Linked DNA regions of Mus musculus: region 2 is linked to region 1. A link is a loop called in an ENCODE intact Hi-C map of the cell type or tissue named here. Cell type or tissue: left cerebral cortex. All regions are shown on one strand. Each heading gives the region's core, and the rest is flanking DNA. Links, peaks and the distances in the headings are about the cores only.

Region 1 (14,791 bases), core at 3,309-11,308:
AGCTGAGCTGGCTCATCTGTGCACATGCAGGTCTGGTGGGAGCAGCGCCACATATCACAGTCAGGCACACAGCCTCAGCTCTTGGGCTCCTGAGTCAATCTTACCTTTTCATATTCATCCTCCCCAGGGTTGTGTTTTTGTAGCCAGTCGGCCAGGGGACGGTCCTTGAAGGAGCCAGTCACCCCATGTTCCACCTGGATCTTGCGCAGTGTCTCTGCATTGGGTATCATCTCTACCATCCCTGAGAGAGAAGGGGTCTGGCTTAGGCTCCAGAACAGAGGGAAGAAGTCTACTACAGAACAGTGGGAAGGCTAGGTGCTTCCCATGAGCTAAGTTCCAGGGCTTTGGACAAAGTCTGCTATTAGGAGGGATATACCATGAGGGACGATGGGCAGAAAACCATGCCTACATCACATAGTCTAGACCCGCTCCATGCTTCCACAGTTCACAATGTTTCCTTTTCTTCCCCCACCCCAACCCTTTTGAATTTTACTATGGAACTCTGAAATATATACAGAACCAAAACGAAGGTGGGATTGTTTTTGTTTTTTTTAATCAATGCTCATGTAACCGCCACCCAGCTTCAATAATCATGAGCACTTAGCTAATCTCATATCACCCTCCATTACCTAGCTAGCTTCCTATTTCTTGCTGCTCTAGCTGGAGTCCCACAAAGCAAGACAGGGTCTCACTCTGTCGCCTAGGCTGGCCTCGAACTTCTGATCCTGCACCTCAGCTGAGAACTGGGATCATATGTGTGTTGTCACCAACCTCTGCTCTAGATGTGCCATCTCGGGCATGATTACTTTTAAGTGTACCCAACAAGTAAAATACCATGTATGTGTCATATCAAAAAAAAAACAAAACAAAAACAAAAACCAACAGCAGTCCTTGAAGCCAGCCGATTTTCAAATTTCTTACAGCCATCTCAAAACTACAATCGGTTTGTTTGATCAAGATCCAAAGTCCACAGAGGTTGCTATGCCTCCGACTCTGTTTTGTTTCACAACAGTCTCTCCCTTACTTTCTTTTTTCAAGTCACCCCCACATCTTCTCATGGACTAACCCTGCCCTTCTATTCTCCATTGTTCAAGTTGGGAAGCAGGCAGAAGGCAGAGAGGGAAGGGATGCCCTGCCCCAGTTCCCCACGGACCTTTTCCTCGGCCAGTGGAGAAGCAGCGGAAGATGACCATGCGCATGTCCAGCCCCTCCTGTACCCAGATCTTGCTCATGATGCGAATCATCTGCAGGGTGAGCATGTCCTGACGAAGATCATCCCCACACTGGATAAGGAAGAGGAGCGATTAAAATCCACTTCCACGCCCTCCCACAGCCTCCCAGACCCCTCAGCATCCCAAACTCTGTGGCAGGGAGAAGCTGCAGTTCTCTAGCTTTGCACCACTCACCAGCTGACCGGGCCTACTCGAGGTCAAGGAACAAGAGAAGGGGCACTAATCCCTGATGCGCCCCCACCCCAACATTCCTGTATCCCCATTATGGTTCCGTTTCTGCATGAAACTCCTCTGATCACTAACCCTGCTGGTCTAAGACGTGGTCTCTCTGTGCAGCTCAGGCTGGTCTTAACCAGCAATCTTCCTGCCTTGGCCTGTGAGTGCTAAATTACAGGTATGGACCCTCATGTCTGGTTCACCAGACCTTTTAAAAACGTGAATGTTTATACTGGATCAGGAATTAGCTGTGGTACACAGCACATGTGCACTATAAGGTTTGAGTCACAGAGTATATTTATTTTACTTTTTCAGTGCTAGAAATTGAACCAAGAGCTGGGTGAATGCTAAGCATATGTTCTGCTTTTGAGCCCCAGGTAGGTGCTGCCTGCCCCACTGTAGCATATACTCTGGAATTATCATTTGCTTCTTTCCCACCACCATGGAGAAGCCAGTCAGAAGGAAGAACATGAGGTTCATCTAGGCTAACCAGTACCTCATATACATTCTCTAGCACCCAGCCACATCCTCTACTAGAATATGGTCATCACCTTACCCATGGCATTGTGGGAGTAGCCCCACCTCCCAGAAAGTGCCTCCATATTCTGAGCTATGGATTGCCTCTCTTTCTCCTAACAGTGCTGGGGCCATGCAGAATTTATCAAAATCCCCCTTTACCTGCTAGTCTTTCCTGTATTAAAAAGTAGCATGAGCGGACTGTAGATGTGGTTCAGAGGGAGAACTGTTGCCTACTATGCTCAAGGCACTGAGCACAATCCCCACCAATGGAGGTGGGAGTGGAGGAAGATGGAGGAGGAGGGGGAAGAGGAAGAGGAGGAAGGGAGGGAGGAGGAGAAGGAGGAGGGCGAGAGAGAGGATAGGAATGGTCCAGGCCTTTCCTGCCAGTCCTGAGTATTCTCTTCTCTCCCTGTTTTCATCCCCACCAGGCATGAGTAAGGTATTGGTTTTGCTTCCTTTTTTGAAACCGTGTCTCATTATCTTGCCCAGCTTGGCTTGGAAGTCATTGCATAGCCCAGGCTTGCCTCCTGGCAAACCCCTCTGCCTCAACCTAAGCACTGAGATTTCAGGCATGTGCCACCAAGCCTGCTGAGTAAAGCACTCTCACCTTAAAGATGACTCTGATGTTCTCGCCCAGCGGATCCACATTTTGGAAGGCAAGCTTCAGGGGCACTGCGTTGGAATTGAAGTAGGAGCAGTCCTGTACAGCAGAGAGGGCAAGCGACCAACGTCAGCATGCTCCACAGCCAGGAAGGCAAACACCCTCTTCACGCTGAACCAGCACGCTGTCTGCCCTCTTGCTGATGTGTTCATTGCGTCTCCCAGATTTCCCAGGAACTCAAAGTCCCTTTCCTCAATCCCCTCATCTTGGCTTAGGTTGTTAGAACCGGTGGCTCTACCATGTGATTGCCCACCCCTTCCCATCACTCTGTATGCAACTTACTGGTTTGTAACCTCTGCTAAATCTCATGTCCTACATGTTCATAATACTACTAACTGTCTTTGAGTTGTGAGGATGGAGTGCAACAACCGACAGAAAGACCCTCACTGGACAGTGAGTCGAGGCACATGGCCAAGAGCTGCCATCCTCGCCACCTTCCCCAGCTGCATCCTCAGCACCGTCAGGGAGACTGAGCCTCTGACCCAGTTCCTCTGCCCTGCAGCACACAGTTACAGTTGTCAAGCCAAGCCCAGGCATAGTTAAGCTGGGAAGAGGTCAAGTGTTTGCCCTCCTCTCCTAACAGGGTAAGGAGGCCCTCACCACCCTCAAGTCTTTGAAGTTCTACCTCTAGGAGCGACTCACCCTGGGCACGATGCCCTTCACCAGGAGACTGGGACTGAGCGGCAGACGGCACGAACCATTGAGGGCAAAGAACTGCTTCACCTCCTCCAAGCCCACACGAAGGATGCCCTTCAGAGGGAGTGGGGGAAAAGCAGGGGTGAGGTGAGAGGCCCAGAGGCTCCACTCAGAGCCAGGTGTCTCCCAGAGGAAGGTACCTAGTCCTGTGCCTGAGTAACAGGGACAACTTCTGAGAAACTCTTGGGAAGCACAATCACCCACTTGGGTCCCAGACTTGTTCAGTGCACAAAAGCACACCCGAGTGTCTATCTAGAGAGGCAAGCCTTCCAGGAGGGCATAAGAAAGCAGGCATAGGATGGAGGGCAAGAATATCCCAAGGGGTAAAATCCTATCTGGGCTTTGCTTAGAAATGCTGACAACCCAGACTTACACATGGAAACCTCTCAAGTTTTAAATGTCAGAAATCGGCAGCACTGCTGGTGTGGCACAGTGTCCCTTTCTGTCACCTGTCTCAGCCCTGAGACACAGTTCCCCACAAAGAAGTGACTGAATCCTAGCCCACACCTGTTGAATGTGTCTATGCAACAGACAGCATATACAAATATGTCTAACCTTTAAGGCTAAGTCAAAACCAAGCCAAACAAAGCACATTCATGAGCTGTGGCCAGCTTGGGGACTATCTGCTTAGGCCTGCAGGTCACAGCCACCTCTTTCTAGTTTCTAAACGGGACACTTGCAAGGTGTAAAACTCCTGGTTACATAAGCCTCAGTTAGAAACAGGGACAGGGAGAGCCAGCCTTGCCCACTCACCTGGCGGGCGGATGGGGTGGCCTCTCGGACCTGCTGGGCCAGTTTGGCCAGGGTGTTGACAAGCCAGCACTGGCGGTTAAACTCCTCCCTCAGTCCCTTGCCACAGCAGCACAGCAGGGCTGCTAGCAGGTATTGGTAGCGGATACTGAACTGAGAGTCCTTGAGGCTGTCCTTCAGTAACCTGCAAGGCAGGGCAGGTGGGGGTCAGGCTACTCACTAGCCACAGCATGGAGCTAGGGAAGAAAGGGTCATATCCTACCTTGATACCTCGATTCAGAAAGCTCCCCCATGCTTCAGGGTAAAATATAGTTTGAATATCTACCCTGTCTTTGAGCTGAAGCCCCTCTGCAGCTCGCCTTACCTTTATACTTCTGCCATGGGTAGGTAGGGAAGGGGGGAATCTAGATGACACTGCCAGAGTTATATGGAGGAGAACTGAGACCTGCCCTGAGGAAAGATACTAGACCAAGGCCACAGGGAAGATGAGCAACATCCTGGAGCCTGATCTCGTAGCTCCTCACTTAGCCTGCCACAGGGAAGAGAGTCTTGGCCTAAGAACGCTTGTCTACCTCTTTTCTTTCTTCCCATGGATTTACCAGAAGAAGTAGTGGGTCACTCGCAGGTCAGAGATGGCTCGTTTCAGGAGAAAGCGCACCAAGGGGCTATCCAGGTAGCACTCATACTTCAGGGCCTGTTCAGAAGAAAGCAAACACGAGGCTTTTTTATTCACCACACTGACTAGTGTCCCTGGGGGCTCGGCTTCCGAGGTCAGATGTAACATGGGAGCTGCGCGGCCTCACACCTGGACTAGCTGGGGCAGGTAGTCCAGCAGCTCCGCATCTGAGAGGGAGCCGATCCACTGCACGGCCATCCGCCGCACCTCCTGGTCCGGGAAGCTGCAAAAGAGGTTAGAGCCTTGACAGTCCTCAGATGTGAGCCCACGAAACCTCGTGCCTGGGTGTCAGAGGCACAGAGCAGGAAATGTCATCCCCCCCCACCCCGCAAGATCTGCATCTCTCCTGGAGGGCAGTTCTTAGGAATGGTTCTTCCCCATGGACAGAGTCTCCCTTAGGCAGACAGGAACAGGATAATGACCTTTCTCACTCCTTGAACACTTAAGAGAAAATTGAAAAACAAAAAACCAACAACAGCAAAGTGTTCCACTCCACCCGCAAAGCTCTTCCTTAACTCGATGTACTTGTGTTAGGAATTCAAGGAGCCCTTGAGTGGGTGGAGCAGGTTTTCTGGGTAACATCCTATAATACAAAGCCTGCCAGGCAAGCAATTGAGAACTGTGGGGTTTTATATAAGCCAATAGACAGCCCGGGAAATGACTTTCTCGGGGATTAGCAAAGATGTAGCCTCAAAAAGTCTCATCAGCAGGTACAATTTAATTACTGAGATGGCAAGAAATAGACCAGGAAGCCTAGGTACAATCTAGAAAAGACAGCTGAGGAGTCTCAGAGTGGAGCCTTGTGACCCTAAGAACTCTTCAGGAGAAGGAAGAGGGATAAAGATTTGGGCTCTATAAAGGGAGAGCATTTGTTAAATCTTTGGATGAATGTGGGTATTCTTAATATGTAAATTTTACCTAAAAAAAAAAAAAGGAACCCTGAGTTCTATTATTAATGTGCATGCTACTAGAGCACGGTGGTGGATATCTCTAATTCCAGCACTCAGGACGCAGAGGCAGGCAGCTTTCTTTGGGTTCAAGGCCAACCTCATCTATAAGTCGAGTTCCAGGCCAGGTAGGGCTATATATTGAGACTCTGTCTCAAAAACAAAAACATCTGGGTTTTTTGTTTGTTTTGTTTCAAAGATTTGTTTATTATATGTAAGTAAAACATATACTCACATTTATTTATATGTAAGTAAAACATATAGTCACTGTAGCTGACTTCAGAAACCACAGAAGAGGGAGTCAGATCTCATTACGGATGGTTGTGAACCACCATGTGGTTGCTGGGATTTGAACTCACAGCCTTTGGGAGAGCAGTCGGTGCTCTTTACTGCTGAGCCATCTCTCCAGCCTTGTTTTATTTCAAGATAGGACTTCTCCGTGTAGCCCTGACTGTCCTGAAACTTGCTCTGTAGACCAGGCTGACTTCAAACTCACAGAGATCCACCTGCCTCTACCTCCTAAGTGCTGGGATTAAAGGCTTGATCCACCACCGCCCAGACAAAATTATTTGTTTAACAAAAAGTTTCTACCAAAGTATGTACAACAGTTGAACTCTGTGTGGCAGGTGGATAGGCCAGCACTTGCGCACCTTGTGACGTGTGCAGATGGAAATCTAGTGGTAAACTCTATGTGACGTGCACCTGGGGATACGGATGGTGTTATGAGATTAGGGGAAAATGAGACAAAGGAAAATGGGAGAGTAGGAAAGCCGAGTGCTGGCACATCTGCGACTCTGCTTTCCCTGAGCTGACCTGTCAAGTAATGGCAGTGCTGGAGCCGGGACAAGGAAGAGCTACAACTCACGTGGCATGCAGGAGTCCCAGGGCATCTTGGTGGTTCATGTGAGTCCACTGTTGCAGGAGAGCATAGATGTCCGGCAGGCAAGCCCACTCCCAGCTGGGTGCACTGGCGAGAACCAGGGGGAGTGAGCTCACCTCAGTGTGGCAGTAATAGCGTTTCTCCCACAGCTGCTTCTTGTCAGCATCCGTGAGCCTACGTGAGAGCGAGCGGCAGAGTGAGCCAGGGCACACAGAACTGCTGTTCCGAGGGAACTGACCCACACGCTACCATTCAGTGGCTTCCCAACGTCACCACACATTATTACAGAAGGGGTTGGTAACTTCTGGCGACTAGCTCCCACACCAATGCCAGTTGAGTCAGAATGTCTACAGAAACTAAACATTTGGGTTTTTTTTTTTTTTAATGATCACAGATGATTGCAGGTTTGGAGAACAGGATCCACATCTCACCTCTGACCCAATCTCAGGGACATTTCTCAGACTGAGGTCAACAATACCAGACCAGGGGATGGCCCGATGGTACTACTTCCAAGTAGAGCCACTAGAGGGCAGTAGGCAACACCTGTCAGGGTTTGGTCAACTGTGAGGCCTCTTGGGATCTCTCTTCGCTTTACAGGGTCTGTAGCTAATTGGGACTCGCCTGAGATCAGGTGTCTAATGGAAGACTGGAGCTGAGGGCTAATGAAATGAGGGGTGAGGAGTGGGCTGGGGGGCAGGGAGGTCTGCCTCGCTTGTTCCCTGACCCAGCATATGAACAGGGCTCTGCTGGGCCCAGAGAGGTGGCTAGGAAGATCAAGAGCCCTGACTCTCCTTACTCACCCCTCCCTCTCCAGTCCTGGTAGACACAGCAGCTCCAAGGATGAGATCAGCCTGGACTCCTTAACTCCTGAGAGCTGCCAGCTTGTCAAGACACCTGATCCTTTTTGGAATGTGACAAGGCCAGAAAAATGCAAAAGGCCTTTGGTGTGGAGGAAGGGGCAGGAGGAAGTGAGAGCAGGGAAGCCAGCTGCCCCACCAGAACCAGGGGGTGTATCTGGGGTGGTGGCAGGTCAGTCACTAGTGCGGCACCGGACTTTCTGGGATCCTATCTCCTAACCTGCTCTATGCACTTTCCCTAGTGTCAACTAAAGAAAGTCTGGAGGCTGCCACCATTGTCAAGTGGTCGCAATGACTCTTTGAATGACCACTTCCAGTCCTCAAGCACAAATGGTACAGCCTAGATGCTGGGAGGTAAGAGGTCAGGCAGACACAGACAGACAGCGGGAAGCCTGCGATATATAGGGAGGTGTCCTGGGCCTCACCAGTATAGGGACTCCTTCTGCGTAATGTCTTTAAGTTTGCGCTGGTCCTCCTCCCGGAGACTGCCAAACTCATAGCGGGGGCTGAACTTGTCTCCAGGGGGGCTGGTGAACTTGATGTCAAAGGCCGAGCTGGGGAAGTCAATCTTGGGATAGGATCAGAGACGCAGACGCAGCAAGGAGGAAGGAGGCAGTGTGAGTGAAGGTACTTCCTGGGTCCCGGCTGTTCTCTCACAGGCTTCTGCTCCTGCCTCTAGCCTCCCCTTCCCTGAAGTAAAATAACCCTGATGTCTGTGGTGATCCCCAAAATCCCAGCTGTAACTTTCAGCAAAAATTGAAAGGCAACCATAAGAAGCCTAGTGTGGTGGGTCACGCCAATAATCCTAGTACTCGGAAAGACTGAGGCAGGAGCATCGCTGCAAATTTGAGGTCAGCCCAATCTACACAGTAAGTTCCAGGCCAGTCAGCAATCATAGATAGAGAGGCCCTGTTTCATCCAAATCTTCCCCTCAAAAAAAAAAAAAAAAAAAAGGAAACATGGGCTGGGTTAACTCTCTGAGAGTTTAAGGCTAGTCTGGACTACAAAGCAAGTTCCAAGACAGCCAGGACTGTTACACAGAGAAACCCTGTCTCAAAAAACAAACAAACAAACAAACAAACAAACAAACAAAGAAACCAAAACAAAACAAAAAAACCCCAAAACGAATCAAAAATGAACAATGGGGAAGGTAGGGAAAGGCTGAGTTGAGATGCTTAAGGAAGACAGGATAGGCCCCACTTCAAAACCCTGAACGGCATTGACAGGGCAAGCCACTGAGAGTACCCAGGCTGAAGCTGGGGACCTCCTTGTGTGGTCCCAGAGGCATCCTAGCCTGTCTGGATCTGGTAGCACACAGTGAGTGAAGGCTCTATTAACTCTAGGGCCTGTGATCATCTGCTCTGAGCCACCAAAACATACATCCTCCTAAAGTGGGCATCAGAGCTGAACAATCCGGTTCGGTTCTCTAAGGGGCTCTGCTCTCTCACTCAGCACCTGACCCGTACCGGGCAGAGCCAAAGGTAAAACCATCTGCTAATGGAGTTGTATTCTGGATCTTTCTTCTTCACTGTCTGTTGGTTTTGCCACCCCCTATTCCACACCACAGCATCTCATGGGCTCGAGAAATGGGAATCACAACCAGGATTGAGGCAGCTTCTCTCCCACCCTCCCTCCAAAGAGAACATGTCCCTTGAGTGACTAGTGGGAACACTTTCCCTTGAGCCCTAAGAGAAGGGAGCGCCCAGCTGGATCTGACCTAGAAACATGAGGTCTCAAAGCAAGGGGAGCCATGGGTGGAGAAGGCCTCAGACCTAACTTTAGAGGATGCTGTGAAATTGAGGGAGGGGGATGTCTTCGACTCATGCTCTCCCATTTACTGAGATGCTTGGCCACATCTCATCCCATGCCCAGAGTTCCTAGCTGGGTCTCACCTGCAGGATAACACTGTCTGGCTGGTGGAAATTAGGCGCACTCCAGCGGGCACCGGAGTTTTCCTGTGTCGCTGGCCACAAGCCCAGGAGCTTTCGACCACAGGTCAAGACTCTAAGGCAGAAGGAGGGTAAGATGAGCCAACAAGCGGTGCCTACGCTGGGGGTTTCTCTCCTGCTCTCTTGTCCCCAAACCTTTTCTAGTTGAAGCTTCTCCCCCACTCCTGTCCCTTGGATTATCCCCAGAGGCCACAGGTCTTACTTCAAGCTCTAGGAGGGCTCCCATGGCAGAAAGCCTCTCTGAGCTTGCCACTCAGGTGACCCTTTGGCAGGGGTGTCTCCGTGCCTGGGTAGATGACCTCTGAAGTCCTTCTGATACAGGACCCCGTGACTTGTTACAGGGATAGTGTTTTCCCACGCCCCTCCCCCACCTGCCAGGTTACATCAATAGTCCGGGTCACCAGCTCTGTGCATTGACTTCTCTACAGGGATGGGGACCTCTGGGCTTCACAGTGAGCGCCATGTGGCCAACCCTTCTCAGGGAGTACCGAGTATAACTACCAGGCTTTATCTCCATCCCCCTTGCTCCCTTCCAAGGCTAGAAGCTGTTCCCCTGGCGCTCACACGTACTGCCTGAAGTTGAAGAGAGGGGTAGTGACCCAACCCAGAGCTTCAGGCACCCGCTTCTGCTTATTCGCTTCAGAGGAACCCCCAGGAGGGGGAACGGGCAGGGCATAGAGTGTGGCACACAGCAGAGTCTCCCGAGGTAGCCTGTTCACCTGCACTGGAAAGCAGATCCTAGGAAACAAGGGGATCAAAGTCAACAGCCTTGGGGGGGGGGGCTGGGGGCGGGGGGTGTAAAGTACAAGCAGAGAAGCAGCCTTCCACTCGGGTGTCACATATGTCCCAAGGCATGCCTCCCAAGGGACCAGGACAAGTCTCAAGAGCCTCTCTAGGAAGAAGCACCAGGTTCTCTGTCCCACCTTTCCTAGCCCCAGGGACCCCCCAAAACAGAGTCATGGGAAAAAAGAGAAGGGGCTTTTCAGAGAAGAGTGAGAAAGGAAACAGGCCAGGCCAAGACACGCATAAGCAGCATAAGCAGCGCTCAAGGCCAGATGTTCTTCACGGTCCGCCCTGACGGGGCCACACCCAGCCACACCCTCTGAGTTCAGGGTAAGGAGATTTGGGTGTGGGGAGGTGGAGAGAGCTGAGGGGCTGGGGAAAAGAGAGCCAGGGCCCACCCTGTTACCTTTCCGGGAAGCTGTCCCTGGGCCAAAGTCCACACTGCCACACCCTCCTGGCTGGCCCTAGGCCCGACTGCTGCTACACCCAAAGGGCACAGAGGCAGGGCCGCCACCCCCAAGGTCAGAGGTCACAGATAAGGCAGCCTCCCTCTTCACTGCCCCTCACTCCTGGGGAAAGTCTCCACTCAAAGAAGGCACTCAGCAGCCGCAGACTGGCACAATCCGGCTCTGCCCCAGCTGCTTCTACCCTGGGGGCCCCACAGCTATAATTAGGGCCCCTTCAGCAGCCAGGGGATATGCCAGGCTGGGTCTGGCCGGAGGTGACAGAGCATGGCTGCTGGGCCTATTTTGAGAGCAAGCTGATCCCATGTCCATCCAACTACAGTGGGAGGGAGAAGCAGCTGACCCCACAGCCAGGGAGAGGAAGTTGGTCTGGTCATCCAACAAGAGGAAGAGCTGACCCGTGGTATGGCCGTAATCCCAGCTCTTGGGAGGCTGAGGCAGGAGGACGGCTGGGATTTCAAGGTCAATTTAAGTCTGCATGAGTATGAGACCTTGCCGTGGGAAGGAGAGAAGGAAGGAAGGAAGGAAGGAAGGAAGGAAGGAAGGAAGGAAGGAAGGAAGGAAAGAAAGAAGGAAGGGGCAAACTGCCTTACTGAAACCATAATACAGAGAAGCAGGCAAGGCCTCCCCTTCCTCAGGTCCCAGTGTATCTGGGATTCCAATATGACCTTTCTAACCCTATGCCTCGGCTTGGTCAAAGGAACCACTACTTCTCCTGAAGAGCTGAGTCTTCTGGCCTAAGAAATTCTCCTCTCGGTGAGCCCTTCTCCAACACTATAGCACTGGGGCTACTGGGGTTGTGAGGTGCTGGGTGGGGCTCCTGCTTGGCCACTCACAATCTTGAGCATCTGAACTGACAGCTCCGCCCTTGGCACGCTCACCAGGAGAAGAGCAGCCTATATAGTTTGGGTTCTTTCTGCTGTGTGATATTAGTTATTACTCTGGACCTGGCTGATGTGACATAGATAGCATTTTCACACAAATATCCCCCTGGGCATTAGTCACTGCCAGCCACCTGGAACAGAGAAACAGGAACTGAGACGGTCAGAGCTTAGATGATGAGGACAGAAAAGGAGAGTGCATTTGCTTACCAAGCAGTAGATGGTGGACCAGGTTTGGTCTCTTTCCCTTTCTCAGTCTATCGCTCCCTCTCTCTGTCTCTCTTGTCTTATCTCATTATTTCACTTAGGCTGGTCTTGAACTCGTAACAATCCTCTGGCTTTAGTGTTTTAAGTGCTGGAGTACAGGTGTGGCACCCCATGCTCAGCTATCCAAAGTACTTTCCTATTTATTGGTTTGTTTCATCTTTGCGCCACTCATGAATCTAGGCAAACTCTCTACCACTGAGCAAGTTGTTTTCTTAGTGTCCTAACAACTCTGCCAAATCTTGGAGAGCACTCCTAGAACTGCCTCCATTGCAGGCTGTCTGTCATCTACTGAGGATGGCTGGCTCAAAGTTGAGTCCAGACCTTCAGCATGTCATGCCTTTTCCCACATGCCTTGGCCTTCATTAAGAAGGACTAAGAGGCTTGTGTGGCGGTGCAGGCCTTTAATCTCAGCACATGGGAGGCAGAGGCAGGTGGATCTCTGTGAGTTCACGGCCAGCTTAGTCTACAGAGTGAGTTCCAGGACAGCCAAGGCTACATAGAGAAACCACCTCCCACAGGGCCTGGTCCTGCGTAACAAGGTAGAGATCTTGACCCTAGCATGGAAGGACACCCACGTGGGAGGCTGGGCTGTGTCCATACCTCATACTCTGTCAGGGACCAGGTCCAGTGCTTAGTGAGGATAAGAGTCTCAATGGAGACTCTTGACTTTGGTATTCCAAACTGAACCCAGGTCTCACTACGTCGTCCAATCTGCCCTCAGGTTCACAGCCATTCTGCCCCAGCTTCCTGGTATTACAGGCCTCGCTTGCTTCTCAGGAGCCCCTTCATGCCATTACCTTGTCTGCAGGGTGTCGGGGCGTTCTAGTGTTTGTTAGCAAAAGCTGTACTTCATTACTGCTCTAAGAATGACCTAAGTGTGAAAACAGGCTATGCCTTCCCTCTAGTACCTTTATAAGACAATCTACCCAGACCCTTCAACTACTTATTTGAGAATCCTCCATCTCCCCGTGGACATTCTTCTGTCCCTGCCACCTGCATTCCACCCACTTACGTTGCATTTGCTGCTCTGTAAAGGGGGACTCAGACATAGTAGCCTGGAGAAGTGAAGGGGGGGAAGGGGGCACAGCAAGCAGGCACAGCAAGCAAGGGGCTTTCTGGCTGTCGGGAGGGTAAATAAGGTCCAACACAGACAAGCACTGGGGGACAAACCTGCAATCCCACCCTTGCGGTCCCCTTACCCCTCATTTCTCTCCTTCCTGAGATCACATTATTGTTAATAAACGGTACTTCATGCCATCTTGTGATGGTGGTTACTGTATTCATAACCTGCCTCAAGGTTAAGCAGGTGCTCTCAAGTCTCAATTTGAGAAGCTGAGGCCCCGACAAGTTAGAGAGAGCATGGGATTACCAAGAGAGCCAAGAAACAGAGCCTTATTCCTTGGCTCCATGCCTGTGCTTCCTTTCCTAGACAACCATCCCTGCTTTATCCATAATGGACAACTCAAGAGCCACCCCCACCCCCCATCCTTTTTGTAGGCATTGAGATGGGATCTCCTGATAGGCCTAGAACTTGCTATGTAGCCCAGTGTGGCCTCAAAACTACAGCCATCTGCCTCTGTCCCACTGAGTGCTAAGATTCTAGATTTGGTTTAATGCTGTTCTAGGGCTGGAATCCAGTGCCTTGCATATGCCAGTCAAGCACTCCAAGCTGTATCTTAGCCCCTTCTAAGAGAATGTTGAGAGAAAGGGAAGTAATAAAAAAAAAAAAATCTGAAGACCAGTTAAATGCTGTAAGAGAGGCAAGAGAAAAACAAGAAAGGTATTTTTAAAAACAGCAAGTAATATTTACATGACCCATTATAGAGTATAAAGAAGTTTTATGGGTACTTCCGGTTGGGTGTTCCTAATAACTTGAAAGGTAGAGATGGCGGCATGTTTGTCCCCAGGTAAGAGTCAGGAAATGACTCGGGAAGCTGGAGGATCTATCTGGATAAGGAGAGTTATGGAACCTGATTTGACCCAGGCTTGTGCTCAGTCTGACTGTCTACTGCTCCAGGGCATCCCTGAAGGAAGCAGGTTAGCTGCAGCCATCCTGGAGCTGAGAGAGAGGGCTTACTGCTGGTCCCAGATGATGAGGTGGAACAGGTACTTGGAGAAGTGAGCCCGCCGGGTCTGCAGGGGGCTGCAAAGTTCCTTGCCACCGTGGCTGAGGGAGCAGGAGAGGTAGAAATCTTCATAGCTGCAAAGCAAGCAGAGCGGTCAGTATACCTTGCCCTTCACACCAGCCACACCAGCCACACCAGCCACACCAGCCTCAGCCGCCCTGATGCCAACTTCCATTTCCTCTGGTAGACTTCTCTTCATCTTTGGAGGATGCAGCACGGGGTCAGTGTGAGGACCACCATGCCAGGCTTAAGGAACAGCAACCTGATCAGGACCCCTAGACCCCCAGAGTTTTAGGCACATGCTGAGTACAGGAGGTTTGGTTTTTTGTTTGTTGTTTGGTTTGTTTTTTTTTTTTCTTGGTCATTTCATGGGAATGGCTGTTTAGTCTCTTCCTTATAGTCAGCCACTGGTGTGTGTGTGTGTGTGTGTGTGTGTGTGTGTGTGTGTGTGTGTGTATGTGCAGGCAAGGAGGGTGGGGGAGGAAAGCGACATATGCTACCATGAATACCAGCACATGGGGGTCCCCGTGGCTCATGACAGGTGCCTGACAGAAGAGGTCAGAGAAGGCCCCTGTTTCCCAGGCTGCCTCCTTTGTTCTGCGCCAATCGCCCAGAGGAATACATTAAGTGAGAAACAAAGAAAGAAGGGGAAGGGGAGGAGAGGGGGGGAGGGGTTGGTAAGGGTGGGATGGGGCCAAATGCCTATTCCCCCAGGCCCCAGGACTCTGGGGACCCAGAAGAAGAGCTGAGGACTACCAAATGGATGTCCTCTTCCACCCACCCCGCAAGGGAACCCCAGACAAAGGGTCACCCCCTCCCTGCCACCCTCATTGTGCATCTGCAGGGGAGTGCAGCCATTGGTGTGGGCCACACTCTATCTGGGAACC
Region 2 (14,791 bases), core at 2,926-10,925, 330 kb after region 1:
GCATTTTTACGTGAGGAGGGGTTCCTGGGCAGGAGAGCTGTGTCTGCAAGCAAGAAGGGGGCTCTCAGCCTCTTAGAGCATCCTGGAAGCCTGCCCTTCACTGCAGAGCTGAGTGTTTCCATTTGCAGGGAGGCTTCGCTGGCAGCTGCCACCACGCACTCTGACAATCAATCCATCAGCCTTTGAAGGGAGCTCTTCAGAAGCCCCGCCCCGATGCTACTGGCTGTACACCAACCAGAGAATGGAAAGAATTCCTTAGCCACTCACCCACCTACCCATCTGCAAGCTGACTCCTCAGGAGGTGGGTAGAGCAGAGGGTTCCTAGTCTCACTGTCACAAGGTTCTAGATGGTTCTCGGAACTGAAACCAAGGATGGCTGCCTCTGCCCCCTACCAATGCCCCCCACATTCCCAGCACCTAAGCCCCCAAGGCAAGAAATGCAAATATCAAGCCAACTATGGTGGTGGACATTTGTAATCCTAGCACCCAAGCCAGCTCTGGCTAAACTGAAGTTATATAGTAAGACTCTATCTCATAAAACAAACAAACAAACAAACAAACAAACAAACAAACAAACAAAGGGACCGCAAATATCTCAGACTTCCAACAACAAAGGTTCACACATATCTGAGTCAATCCCTTTCCTTCTGGCTGGCCAGTGTCCTCCCTGGGGCCATCTACTAATAGCCTTTACATGACTTCTCATAGGTCCTGAGGGCGTGGTGAGGCGTAGTGCGCCAAGTCATGAGACACGAGGCTTTCTGCAGAGTGGTCATGGCTCACGCCTCGTGACTCTGCGGAGTGGTCAGGCCTGGGCCTGCAGCAGAGAGTTCCTATCCAGTGGGCCTTTTCCTGGAGGCGTCAGCAGTGGCTAAACCTGACTGGCCATTCAGGACCACGCCCAGCCCAGGCTGGAGAGGAAAATGCTCCTGTAGTGGAAGGGGGGACTTTCAGCTCACCTCCCACCTGTGACCTCCCATTTCCACCCCTCCAGCGCCGGCTCCAAAGCCACTTCCATTCCTAGCACCGTCTGAACCCACACATCCGCTCCTCCAGGATCTAACCCCTTCCCGTTTGCTCCTTTAGCTACTAAACCAGTCTCCTTCCCTTAACCTTACACAGATCCTCTGCTGAGGCGAGTAAGAAAGTGGTAGGGGTATGGGTAGGGGTGGGGGTGGTGAGCACAGAGCTAATCTTTTCCTCCTGGGGGGGGGTGGGGCCCCATGGCCAGCATAAATCTCCTCTACTTTCTCTTAACACCTGGCCAGCTCCTTGTCACTGTGCTAACAACATTGTATTGATTTGCTCACGTGACCGTTTTCTCCCAAAGACCATAAACTCCTTGAGAGCAGAATCTATGTTTTGTTTGTTGTTTTTGAACTCGACTACCCACTGGTGTCCAATAGAGAGCAGGCACTTCATAAGTACAGAGTGAAAGCCTCTCTAAGCTTATAAATTCACAAAAGCAAACGTAAGCTCCAGTTGTTCACACTGTTTCCCAGCAAGGCCAGCGTTGACTGGAGAAGAGAGGTCTGCTTACAGCCTACAGGGGTTTCCAGAGGGCTGCTGCTGCCCCAACTCCAAGCACAAGGCACAAGGTCAGCTGCCCGCCACCCTTCCTGCTGGGGTGTCATTGCCACAGTAGGAGAGGACCCCTGTTCTTGCAACAGGAACAGTGAGTCACTCAGAACCAGTACAGCACAAGGGGGCTGCCTAATAAAGACAATGCTATCTCTTCCCCATGTTAATGGCATCCATCAACAGAGAACCGGAGACCTTGCTCTGGAGTGCCCACCTAGCTTTAAGTGTGAAGGTGAGAGTGTGGATGTAGGTGAAGCCCAGTCCCCATCTTCTAGGGCCACCAGTGCAGCTGAAGGCATGTGCTGTGCAGTATTCTGCTAGGCATCTCAGTCAGGGTGCAACTGCAGACGGCGCTGTGTGGTATAAGTCACTCCTGTGGGTGTCCCAGGGGTTGGGGCGAGGGACTGGTGGCATTTTATGTGACACACAGAACAATGAGGCAATGCTAAGGGTAGGTGTAGAAAAGCAACTGAGGCAAAGGCACAGCAACAAAAAGTCCCCAACCCTGCATGCAGCTCGGCTAGCACAGGGTAGGGGAGGTCAGCTCCATGGGCTGAAGGGAAAGAGGCAGGGGCTGGGATATGCCTTGAAGATAAGAAAACCTTTCAAGGGGCCTGGAGAGATGGCTCGACCGCTAAGAGCACTGACTGCTCTTCCAGACGTCGTGAGTTCAATTCCCAGCAACAACATGGTGGCTCACAACCATCTGTAATAATTTACTCACATTAAACAAACAAACAAACAAACAAACAAACCTTTAAAAAAAGGAAAGAAAGAAAAAAAAAAACCTTTCATTGTTAGGACAAGAAGAATGTAAGCAACAGAGTGTACCCCAAAATACTCCATTCTGGAAAAAAAAGAGAGAGACTAATTTAACACTGGGCGATGGCTCAGTGAATAGGGTACTTGGCATGCCAATGTGGAGACCAGGGTTCCTATTCCTAGAACCTATACAAAGCTAGGCAGACATGATGGTATTCAGCACTCCCTGCCTAGCTGTCTAGCTAGACTAAGTGGAATCAGCGAGCTCCAGGTTCAGTGAGAAACACTGCCTTGATAATCATGGTACAGAGGACCACAGAAGGCCTCCAACATCAACCCTGGCTCTCCGTACACATGCACACATGTACACATGCACACATGTACACATGCACCCACACCTATGTGTGCCCTTAGACATGTAAACATGCCTGCACACACACAGCACATGGATACACATGCAAAATAATTTAATTTAAAGTTAATCCAAGCAGGCTTAACAAACTAGCCTTACAAAAGGCCCATAGTTCTCTTTCCAGCGCCCACTGGCAACTGTCTTCTCATTCCAGAGAGCCATAAGAATCAAAGGCTTGGGCTGGAGACATGGCTCAGTCCTTAAGAGCACTCACTGCTCTTCCAAAGGTCCTGAGTTCAATTCCCAGCACCCACATGGCAGCTCACAGCCATCTGATGCCATCTTCTGGTGTGCAGATGGACATGCAGGCAAAGGACCCATATACATACATAACTAAATGAGAGAGAGAGAGAGAGAGAGAGAGAGAGAGAGAGAGAGAGAGAGAGAGAGAGAGAGAGGTGTGGAGAGCTTTGGGAATTTGGCAAAAATTTGACAGTGGCTAGGACAAGGCTGAGGATGAATACAGTCAAAGAATGTATTGTATTCCTTGTATCTTGGTCATCCTGATAAACTCCTAGATACAGTGACCGCAGGATTTTGTTTATTGCCTTGTTTGTTCCTTGACTTACTTTGTCTTTGACCTAGAACTGACCCTGTTCTTCAAATATACCTAGAATGATATAAATCAGACTGGAAAAAAAAAACCTGCTTCAGCTTCAGCCCTGCTGTTATGTGATGTGTTCTGTTATAATGTTGTCTAAGTGTCTTCTCTTTCTTTAATTCTCACTCCCTCCCTCGAGACCCTGTTGACTGGCTGAGCTGGCTTGGTCAAATAAGTAAATAATAAATAAATCTTAAAAACAAAAAGCTTGTATTTTTACACAAATGGCAACATGCTACATACAATGTTTTAGATTTTTTTCAATTAAAATATACAAGTGGTTGTGGCTAATTTCAGTTGTCAGCTTGATTGGATTAATAAATGCTTTGGGGTGCTGGAGAGGTGGGTCTGTGAATCAAGTGCTTGCTGTAGAAACAGGAGATTCGAAGCTCGAATCTCCAAAACCCATGCAAAGCTGGGTGCAGTGCAGTGCGCCTCTGATCTCAGTGCTCTTACAATGAGATTCAAGGCAGAGACAGAGAATCCTCAGACCTCCCCCCCCCCCCACACACACACACCAGTTAGTCTGGCAGACACAGCAGGGAAGCAACAGGGTCGAAGGCAAGGACCATGGACCAAATGAAGAAAAGGATGCCCTGGAGGATGCTCAGCGGTTAAAAGCCTTTGTGCTCCTTCAGAGGACCTGGAGGGTTCAGTGCCCACATCAGGTAGCTCACAACCACCTGTAACTCTAGCTCCAGGGCATCTGATGCCCAGTTTTGGTTTCCAAAGACAGTAGGCATACATACTGTGCACATAAATATATGCACGCACTCACACATATACATAAAATGAAAATTAAAGAAACAAATATTTTATTCACTTACTTTTTCTTCCAGCAGAAGCTCACTACGGTGCCTCTGGTGACCGGTCTGGAACTTATCATGGAGACCGGGCTGGACTCAGGCTCACAGAGATTCTTCTGCGTCTGCCTCCCGAGGGCTGGAGTTAAAAGTGTGCGTCACCATACCTGGCTCATAAATAAATCTTTTTTTAAAAAATACGTTTAAAGGGCTGGTGAGATGGCTCAGTGGGTAAGAGCACCCGACTGCTCTTCCGAAGGTCAGGAGTTCAAATCCCAGCAACCACATGGTGGCTCACAACCATCCATAATGAGATCTGAAGCCCTCTTCTGGAGTGTCTGAAGACAGCTACAGTGTACTTACATATAATAAATAAATAAATCTTTAAAAAAAAATACGTTTAAAAAGGAAAAAGCCAAGGTAAGCACTGGCTTTGCCCCTTCTCTGCTTCCGACGTAACCCTACCCGAGCCAGCAGCAACCCCACACACCTCCGCCACCACTTATGATGCATTTGGGCAGAGCCTCTGGTGGCATTCTCTTTATGTTCTGAGATCGAGAGAAAGGATGAGTTCAGAGGTGAGGGACTTTTGGAGGAGGTAGTTTCAAGACGGCATAATATACAGGCTGTGCACTTACCCGATTTACAGCGGGGAAAGGCAGAAAGTAGAACAGAAAAACCAAACGTGCAGTTTGGCCAAGAAAGGAATGTGAACCCGGCTAAAGCTGCAGACCAAGGCTGAATTGAATGTTAGCTGTGGAAAGTGATGTGTCTAACTGTTGTTCGAACGCTGTGCTGGTTCACCCTCATCGTCAGCCTGACCTGACTTGCCTGATTTGGATCCATCTAGGTGGCACACCTTGAGGGTCTTTCTAGAGGAGTGTGACTGAGGAAGGAAGACCCTGAATCTTCCCGTGCACACTTACGCAAGAGTGCAAAAGTCAAGACTGAATAAAATATGAGAAATCAATGAGTACGGATGAGCCCTACCGTGAAAGGATGAGACAAAGGACCTCTCTTTGGTCTTGTCAGACACCGGGGGTTTCAGGTGTGCTCTGAACACTCAGCTTGTTGTATATGGATCTGAACTCGGCTCCCTGTGAGTGCCCACAACAACAGGGCCATTTCTTCAGCCCACTTCCATTCCTTCACAGGTAACCTCTGCTAGATAGCAATATGAGGCTTTTACATACATGGTCTAGAGTATTCTTTAAGCATAGTATTCTTTTCTTTTATAACTGTGGGTTTGCCCACACCTATGCAAGAGTGCATACTTCAAGATTATAAAAATATACCTTCATGTTTTCTTTTGTATGGGTTTAATTTTATTTTTAATTAGTTGCTTGGTCGATAACAAATTTCGGTTTTAGGAATGACTATTTCTTTTCCTTAACACTGTAGCTCATATTTCATGTTCACCTGTTTCTGAAAGTCACCTCATTCTTTTTACGGTGGGAATAATAACCAGCTCCCTGAATATAGATCATTTCTATACAGTATGGCATTATAAATAATAATGTGAGACATACCCATCTCGATGGCATCCAATGCAGTCTAATGCTTATGCAGTTAGTATTGTTTACATGTCACTGAGGGATCAGCTTAAAAATTCAGATTCCAGGGCTAGAGGGATGGCTCAGCAGTTAAGGACACTGACTGCTCTTCCAGAGGTCCTGAGTTCAATTCCCAGCAACCACATGGTGGCTCACAATCATCTGTAATGGGATCCTATGCCCTCTTCTGGGGTAGGTGGTAGTGGTGTTGTGTCTGAAGGCAGCTACAGCGTACTCATATACATAAATAAATAAATCTTTAAAGAAAAAATTGGATTCCAGTTTAGTATATCCAAGGGAACTTGGGGTCTAGGATCTGTAACAGGTTCCCAAAGTCTTCACAGTCCTGTGTGTGTGATTCACCTCTCTAGTATGTGTCCAGTCACTTGGGGAGGAAGGAGCATTCACAAGCAGTCTGACCCTGTCTTTGAAGGGCTTGAACAGTGAGGAATTTTCCATTAAGTCAAGTCTATTTCTAAGCCCTGGTTCTGCCACCTGGGCACAGGCCTCGCTCCTGTGCCAAGGCTTTAGCATTTTGCTTAGACCGTCTCCATGGCTTCCCTTTTTCCACCTGTGCCACAGATGCCCAAGTCCTGGGAGGGCAAAGAAGAGCTTGTTCCAGCTTCGAACCCAGTCTCTGACCTAAGCTCTCCCTATGCCTGCCTGGCCACGGAAGGCCATGAAGTGTTCTCAGCCATGCCTCCAACCCCCATGCTTCTAAAGAAGACTCTCCTAGTCTAACAGGATGGGGGTGGCTGGTTGGGTGGATTCCGAGAAGGAAGAATTGAGTAGAGGAAGAAGGCCCTAGTGGTGTGCTGGCAAATGCTTAGCTGGCTCAGCTCTCTGCTCTCCACAGCAGCAGCAGCAGCAGCAGCCGGCTGACACCACAGCCCTGATGTCTAGCACTCAATTGTTTCGGTGGTGTCTAGTCTCCCTCCACCGCCAGTGTCTAGCTGGCAGAGTACCATCACTGCATGTGGTAACAGTTAGAGCAGTCCCAAGCAACAGAGACAGTAAATGTAAAAATCCCCAGTGACACTAGATTGTAGCGTAATCATTAGAAAATTAGGAGTTTTAGTGCTTGCCGTATTTTTAATGTATTTAGTTGTAAATTTTTAACGAAGGCTATATTTAGCAACACGTCTTCGAAATATAGCTATCTGCTCTCATGAGCATGTTTGAGCCAGCTCCAGCTAGTCCTTTTGGGCCTCCGCTTTGATAGTTGGAATTTATCTTCAAGGACAGACAAGCCTTGGAGGCTCCTTACTGCCTATGCCTTTGAGACGCTCCCATTGATGCTAGCATCAGCGCTCTGTCACCCCCTATCGTCGACACCAGTGTCTACAAGTACCAGGGAGCCTTACTTTCTGGGACAGATTTGTACACCCCAGCGTAGGTAGAGTAGTCCCCTTATGCAGCCTTTTTGCGTGATTCTTCAGCTCTATTATGCACCCCATCATTTGGGGCGAGTAGAGGTAGTAATCACGCGGCATCTCATTCTGACTTTGAAGGGCTCAGTGAGGGTTTTCCTATTAAGTCAGTCTATTTCTAAGCCCCAGTACTGTGCCCTGGGCACAGGCAGAGGAGGTCCGCTCTCTATCGTCAGCCAGCTACTCTCTCCGTACCCACCAGAGCAACGGGTCCTTTGAGCTCAGACCCTCCCGCGGGGAGATGCAGTCAACCTTACCTGGAGCTGTAGCGCCATCTAGTGTCTCTGTAGGGACATTGTCGCGTTCACCGGCTCTTCAGCCCCGCCCGGGCACCCCTGAGTATGCTGTGCTGATTTTGTCTGAAGTAGAAAGTCTCTCCAGACATCCACATCAATGTGGATCACAGCTGAGAGCTCCAGCCTGGGCAACCCCGGGGTTCCTCTCAGCCAGCAGCTTTCAAGCCTCATCGCCTAAGACCACCTGTGAGAAATACATTTACAATAGACACAGCAGTCCAGGATATCCTGTGTAGAGAAGGTTCGAGAAACCATGTCTACCCTTGCTGTGTATAATGCATTTGGACAGTTCTGTTATTATTCTTTTTTTCCCATTAGAGGAAAAATAAAGAAAAGCCAGACACAACTTCAGCAAAGAGAACAACTTATTCACTGATTGGTCATTTACCTGTTGTTTGCAAAATCTAGCCTAGACTAACAAATCAGTTCACTGAGGACCAAAGAAAGAAGAAATGAGCTCCCCCAGCGAACCAAAGGCAGATCCATCAAGGTCCAGGTTGCTGCTGTCTAACCCTGCACTCTTTTCCTCTAGTCGCTGGCCTTTTCTGGGCTCTTACTTAGCATGGAAGCCCAGAGGCCCCACTGGCCTTGGTCTGGACATTTAGGCCACATGGATGTGTGTGCAGGTGCCCCATAGCCCCAGAGCCCCAGAGGCCAAGGTCCACCATCTTCTGGAGAGGAGCTTCTTTTTGTAGCACCAGGCAGGTTTACTAATGGGGAGGACAAAGGCAGGTCAACAGGTGGTATTAGCATTCTTACTCCAAGTCACAGGCCTAAAAGTAGCCTCTGGGATGTCTGTCTGTCTGTATTTTTTTAAAGACTTATTTATTATGTGCATTAAGTATATAGTGTGTGCATGCCTATATACCAGAAGAGGGCATCAGATCCCATTACAGATGCACGTGCAGGTATACACATGTCAGAGCATGCATGTAAAGATCAGAGCCACCATGTGATTGCTGGGATTTGAACTGAGGACCTCTGGAAGAGCAGTCAGTGCTCTTAACCGCTGAGCCATCTCTCCAGCTCCCCTGTCTGTATTTTCATGTTTTAGATAGTGACTCACTATTGGGTTGTCCTCAGATGGACACTTCACCCTTGGGACTGAATTTCTTTCTTTTTAAAAAACAATTTATTTTTATTTTATGTACATCGGTGTTTTGACTGCACACGTATCTGTGTGAGGATATCAGATTCCCTGGAACAGAAGTTAAAGAAAGTTGTGAGCTGCCATGTGGGTGCTGGAAATTGAACCTGGGTCATCAGGAAGAGCAGCCAGTGCTCTTAACTGCTGAGCCATCACTCCAGCCTGATCTGAGACTGTCTTTCTCTCTTTCTTTCTCTTTTTCTTTCTCTCTTTCTCTTTCTCTTTCTCTTTCTCTTTCTCTTTCTCTTTCTCTTTCTCTTTCCCTTCCCCTTTCCCTTTCCCTTTCTCTCTCTCTCTCTTTCTCTCTCTCTCTCTCTCTCTCTCTCTCTCTCTCTTCCTTCCTTCTTTCCTTTCCTTCTTGTGTGTGTGTGTGTGTGTGTGTGTGTGTGTGTGTGTGTGTGTGAGAGAGAGAGAGAGAGAGAGAGAGAGAGAGAGAGAGAGAAAGAGAATGCATGTGCAGGTATACACATGTCAGAGCATGCATGTAAAGATCAGAGGACCACTTTTGAGAGTGTTCTTTCTTTCTAACATGGGTTCTGAGGTTCAAACTCAGATTATCAGGTCTGTGCAGCAAGCATCCACTGACCCACCTTGGTGGCTCTGAAACTCACTTCTAAAACTTGAATCTTAGCTGATTCTTTAAAATGATTCCTGGTGCAGTGTTCCTAGGTGTGGAGGTTTGAATAGGTATAGCCCTCAAGGGCTCATGTGTCTGGAGGCTTAGCCCATAGGCAGTGACACTGTGAGAATGTGTGGTCTTATTGGAGTAGGTGTGGCCTTGTTGGAGGAAGTCTATCACTGTGGAGGCAGGCTTTGAGGTCTTACATATGCTCAAGCCATGCCCAGGGTGACACACAGTCTCCTCTTTGCTGCCTATGGATCAGGATGTAGAACTCTCAGCTCCTTCCTAACTCCATTTCTGCCGGAACAATTCTATGCTTCTCACCCTTTGATAAAGAACTAAACCTCTGAAGATGTAAGCCAGGCCAAATTCAATGTTACACTTTATAAAAGTTACCTTGGTTATGGCATCTCTTCACAACAACGAAACTAAACCCTAACACACTAGGTGAACAGTAGTAGAAAGATACATCCACATGATTTTCCCAGAGGGTATTTTGGCATTTAAAAAAAACTAAAATTTTAGGTTGAATGTATCTGGAGATGTAGCAAGTTTGAAGTAGCCCTGGGATACCCACGACCCTGTCTCAAAACATATAAAACAAAACAAAATAGCTTCAATGTTCAAGCCCACCAACCTAGACATTCTATTGGTAGACATTTAATATAAGGGACTAAATATTATACATTTAAAAATGACCACCATAATGTCTTGTATTTCTAAAAATATTTTTATTTTTTATGTACTTGGCTGTTTTGCCTGCATGTATGTCTGTAGACCACATGTGTGCCTGGTACCCACAGAGGCCAGAAGAACATGTTGGAATTGAAGTTACTGACAACTGTGAGCCTCTATATATGGGTGCTGGGAATTAAACCCAGGTCCTCTGGAAGGGCAGCTAATATGCTCTTACCTCTTGAGCCATCTTTCCAGCCTCCAAATTTTGTATTTTTTAGAGGGAAACATATGAATAACATCAATATAGAGTTAGTTTTAATTTTCTGATTTTATTACAAAAAATGTAATAGTATGGGGCCATTTTGTATCTCAGTGTGGAGGGTGAAAACTTACAGAAGAGCAGGTGACAAGACCCTCTGTGAAGTGCCCACTTCCTAGGACCAGAGTGGCTGCCACCTGCCACTAAAGAAGGGAGTTGTCCAGAATCACATGCACACTGTTCCCCAACCCCACACCAGGAGCCTCTGCTGCGTGCACCTCTCTGAGAGTCATTTGGGGGAGAAGAAAGGAAACTCTGGAAGTTCACACTTCTCTGTGCGTAGATGCACACGAGTTGCCAGTGGGATGCTCACAAGAGTAGGAGCCAGAGCGGTGTCAGGTGTTTCAAAATAGTATTTATAAAATGTGGTCTGCATAAACATTGTCCTGTGAAAGGATGTCTTGTGTTAAGCTTCTGGCTATTACAAAGCTGCAGTCTCAGGGTTGTATTGCTGTGAAGAGACACCATGACCATGGCAACTCTTATAAAGGAAAACACTTAATTGGGGCTGGATTACTGCTCAAAGGTTTAGTCCATTATCAACACGGCAGGAAGCATGGTGCTGTCCAGGCAGACATGGTGCTGGAGATGGGGCTGAGAGTTCTACATCTGGTTCCACGGGCAGCAGGGAGAGAATGAGAAACTGGGCCTGAAATGCGCTTCACACCCACTCCAGCAAGGCCACACCCCCAACAATGCCACTCCCTATGAGTCTATGGGGGCCATTTTCATACAAACCACCATAGCTGCTGGGGACGCTTGTGAGCAGGGTCTTGTTTAAGCATAAGTTTACACTTTCCGACATAAATGCCCATGAGTGCAGTCGAGGATTGTTTCCTGGCTTAGCATAGGGTGGTCCTGGGAAATGCTTCATGATTGTTTGAGAAGAACACGTGTTCTGGTGAAAAAGACTGTTTCATACATCTCTCAGGCCCAAGCGGTGTGTAGTGTGGTTGAAGCTGCTTGTGTCTGCATCATTTTCTCTGATTCTCTCTCTCTCTCTCTCTCTCTCTCTCTCTCTCTCTCTCTCTCTCTCTCTAGCTCTCTCTCTCTTTCTCTTGTACTGGGTATTGAAGTCTTCAACTGTTGCTGTCCAACGTGACAATCTTTGTCTTTGGAGCATTTAATCTACTTACATTTAATGTTTTATTGAGCTAATTGGATTTCAACCTGCCATATTACATTCTGCCCTCTGTGCATCTCATGTCTATCCCTCTCCCTGCCCCCCTCCCGGGCCTTTTCCTTCTTTATAGTGTCCTTTGGGTTAAGTGCATTCATCTAACATAGCTTTTAGATGTACTAGGGATCAAACCCAAGGCCCACCATGCACAACACACACTCCACCACTGAGCTACATCCTTGTGTATGAATTTAGTTTCCTGGTGAGCTCTCTAATTTCTGAGCAGTTGTTTTAGTCTAGAACTTCCTAATGCTGCAACACTTTGATATAGCTCTTCATTTTATGGTGAACCCAGCCCCCAACCATAAAATTATCTCATTGCTACTTCATAACTGTAATTTTTTTACTGCTATGAATTGTAATGTAAATTTCTGACAGACAGGATATCTGATATGTGACCCCCAAAGGGGGTGGAGACCCACAGATTGAGAGCTGCTGTTCTAGATCATTCTGCGTGCAGCTTATTTCACTGGAGTCAGCACCAGGCCTATACTGTGCAGAGCTGTGCAGAAATGTTTCTCCTTGCTGGCTCTGCCTCCCCTGCTCCTTTCCATGGTGTATTGCTAGAGTGGGGACTTTTAAAAGGTGCAGGATTTCTGGATGGCGTCAGCCTTTCGACCCCAGAATCTGTATTTTTTTAAAGCTCCCGGTGATTTGATGGCCAGCAGGTCGGCAAGCTCCCCTTCTCTGAGGCTGAGGAGGTGGCGGTCAGGATGTAATGACAGCCACACTCTCAGAGTTGTGAAGCTGATGCCATGTCTCTGTCTTGGGCCCACTCAGTTCTCTTCCCCACATGCTGTGCTGTGTACCCATGTGTCTCCACAGTGACTTCTGTGTCAGCCACCTGCTTCGGGTTCCTCGGAGAAGGAAAATGGATTAGGGGTGGAAGAAAGTGCTTGAGTCCTTCTGGATATTTGAGGGGAAAGTTGTTCATGATGGCCAACCAACTGGCCTAAGCAGTGTTCTATTGTTGTGAAGAGACACCATGACTGCAGCAGCTCTTACTTAAAATTTTTAAAAGGCATGTAATTAGAGCTAGTTTACATTCTAGAGGTTTAGTCCATTACAATAATGGCAGGAAACATGGCGGCACATGGGCAGACGTGGTGCTGGAGGAGCTGAGAGTTCTGCATCTGGCTCTCAGGCAGAAGGACAAGAAAGACTGGGCTTTTGAAACTCCAAAGCCTACCCCACAGTGACAGACTTCCTCCAACAAGGCCACACCTCCTAATCCCTCTCAAGTAGTGCCACTCCCTAATGACCAAACATTCAAATATATGAGCCGATGGGGCCAGTCTCCTTCAAACCACCACACTAACTATGACACGGATGACCCATGGGGAGAGGATTGCAGGATCCAAAGGGCAGGTCAGGCACTAAGGCATCATGTGCTAAGGTCTAGCGTATGCCAGGGATTAGGGAGAGCATTGGAAGTAAATAAGTGAACGAGACACACGGTGAGATGCAAGTAAAAAATACAATGAAATATTCCATGTACTCAGAAACTGGATACTTTGTGTAATTTGTAAGTGGTGAAGGCTGAGCTGAGATGGACTGAGGAGTGAATGAGGGAGGATTTCAGCCTCCCTGAGAAGATGCACACATTTCACTGCAGACATATCTGACCCAAAGGTTGCTCTTAAGGATTGGCACCCACGTTTCCTTAAGCTCCCCTAACTCCAGGAAGAAATTCACAAGCTTGAGGCTCACAACTTGGTTATGAGCAGAGCCCTTAAAAAGCACCTGATTGGTCACTGAGATACAATACTCTGTCTACAGCATTTCTTTGTGGGTCACTGGAGCCGTAGACCTTTGAACTTTTGCGGTTGCAGAGCACTGGACAAAACCTGGCTGGTGGACTCTCCACAGCACCACGGCATAGCCTAGGATTTGGCATGGCTGACTTTGACAGCAATGACTAAAAGGGATAACAGAGTTCCTCTGTGGGTGCTGGGTAGGCTGAAGGAGCAACACTCACAGCAGCTAAGGGCAATGTAGGAATGGAAAGTCCAGGGGGTCTGCAGAATCCAAACCAAAAGACAGTCAGCAAGGCTCAAACCCCATAGTCCCAGAGACAGCAGCAGCAAGTAGAGCATTGATGCCAGAGATGCCCAGGGAAGAGCTAGCCTGTGGGCAAGTCAGAGAAACCAGTTCCTGCCTGGGACTAGGGCCACCTGTTCCATAACAAGGATCCATAGAGAGACATGCTATGTATGCATCTAGGGCAGCCTCCATCCTTCCTGAGCTCTACAGGCCCTGGAGACTAGACATGGACTGGATTTTAGAATAGATCTTTCAATAGTAGAGCTTAGTCCTAGGAAACAAAAAGCCACAAGGATGAGAAACTCTGAATTTCTTCAGTCTAGAAGATCCTGGTGACTGAGTTGGCCCTTGTGAAGCTTAGGATTAACTTCCCTAGAGACAGGATTCGGTCTTGCCAACTCCCAGGAGATGACCTCCAAACCTTTGCAGCAGTCAGGTTGATAAGGACGTCCTTATTCACCTCAAGGTTTTTGGACCACACCGTGCATTCTGACATTCTAGCAAGGTGATACACCGTGGGTCCTTGGATCAGATGTTTTCAAATTGCACTTTGGAGGGACTGGAGTCTAAGGTCAGTGTTTTGGGCAGTCAGCTATGCCTACACATTTTGCCCCCAGTAGGAAACCCTGATATCAAGGCTCAGGGGAGCCTCTCTGGCTGGCAGTGTTCTCTCTGTGTGGCTATATGTCATGGCTCGAAGCTAAACACAGCTACATTGTCCTCGCTGAGAGAGGACAGCTGGAGTGCACATCTGTTTCTCCCAGGCTTGATGCTACCAGTGTAAGTACATTTATAATCATCCAATGCAGATCAGTGTGCTGGGGCTTCCAGTCTCTGCTTGTCCCCATTCTTGGGTCAGCACAGCTGATGGAGCATGTCATTCCAACCGGAGTACCCCAATCCCATCTGTGTGATGGGCAGTTTTAATCATCGACTTGACATAGCCTAGAGGGGAGACTCAGCGAGAGATTGTCTACATTGAATTGGCCTATGGGGATATTACCCTTAGTAAGGGTAATTGATGTGGGGAGACCCATTCCAGTGTGGGCATGACATTCCCTATGCAGGGGTTCCTAAACTGCATAAGATGGAGAAATCAAGCAAGTAAGCAAGCAAGCCTGCATGCATGCATTTGTTTCTTTCTGCCATTGACTGTGGATCTGAAATGTGTAGGTATTTTAAGTTCCTGCTGCATTGACATCCCTGCTATGTTGGACTGGAACCTGGAACTATAGGCTGGAATAAGCTCTTCCTTTCTCCCATGGTTTGCTTTTGTTCTCTCTCTCTCTCTCTCTCTCTCTCTCTCTCTCTCTCTCTCTCTCTCTCTCTCTCTCTCCCCCTCCTCTCTCTCTCCCCTCTCTCTC

The links. A loop is a pair of places that touch in the nucleus more often than their neighbours do. Peaks named below come from ENCODE experiments on the same cell type or tissue, not always from the same donor. Only the 100,000 strongest peaks of a DNase experiment are listed, where the experiment ranks them.
Region 2: a loop joins it to region 1, with 2.4 times the contacts of the local background. A loop is called at or near these places in 5 of 42 quality-filtered maps.

Annotation. Positions count from the first base shown.
Region 1 is chr1:133,080,148-133,094,938 of GRCm38, reverse strand. Pik3c2b (phosphatidylinositol-4-phosphate 3-kinase catalytic subunit type 2 beta) reads right to left here. Exons shown (of 33, transcript NM_001099276.2): 12 at 13,856-13,978; 13 at 9,954-10,121; 14 at 9,327-9,438; 15 at 7,860-8,002; 16 at 6,563-6,751; 17 at 4,880-4,973; 18 at 4,674-4,768; 19 at 4,078-4,258; 20 at 3,271-3,378; 21 at 2,575-2,667; 22 at 1,154-1,283; 23 at 105-241. It overlaps Gm51647 (a long non-coding RNA gene), which reads left to right and starts at 1,283. Exons shown (of 3, transcript XR_003948005.1): 1 at 1,283-1,626; 2 at 1,764-1,825; 3 at 2,396-2,578. In left cerebral cortex, for the core only: a CTCF peak has its summit at 7,097 (motif pointing right); DNase peaks (open chromatin) are centred at 5,349 and 7,124.
Region 2 is chr1:132,751,415-132,766,205 of GRCm38, reverse strand. No RefSeq gene overlaps it. Among named protein-coding and RNA genes, the nearest start is that of Nfasc, 17 kb to the right of the region's middle. In left cerebral cortex, for the core only: CTCF peaks have their summits at 3,012 (motif pointing left), 7,037, 7,420 (motif pointing left) and 8,304 (motif pointing right); DNase peaks (open chromatin) are centred at 6,573, 7,026 and 7,419; H3K4me3 peaks cover 459 bases; H3K27ac peaks cover 297 bases.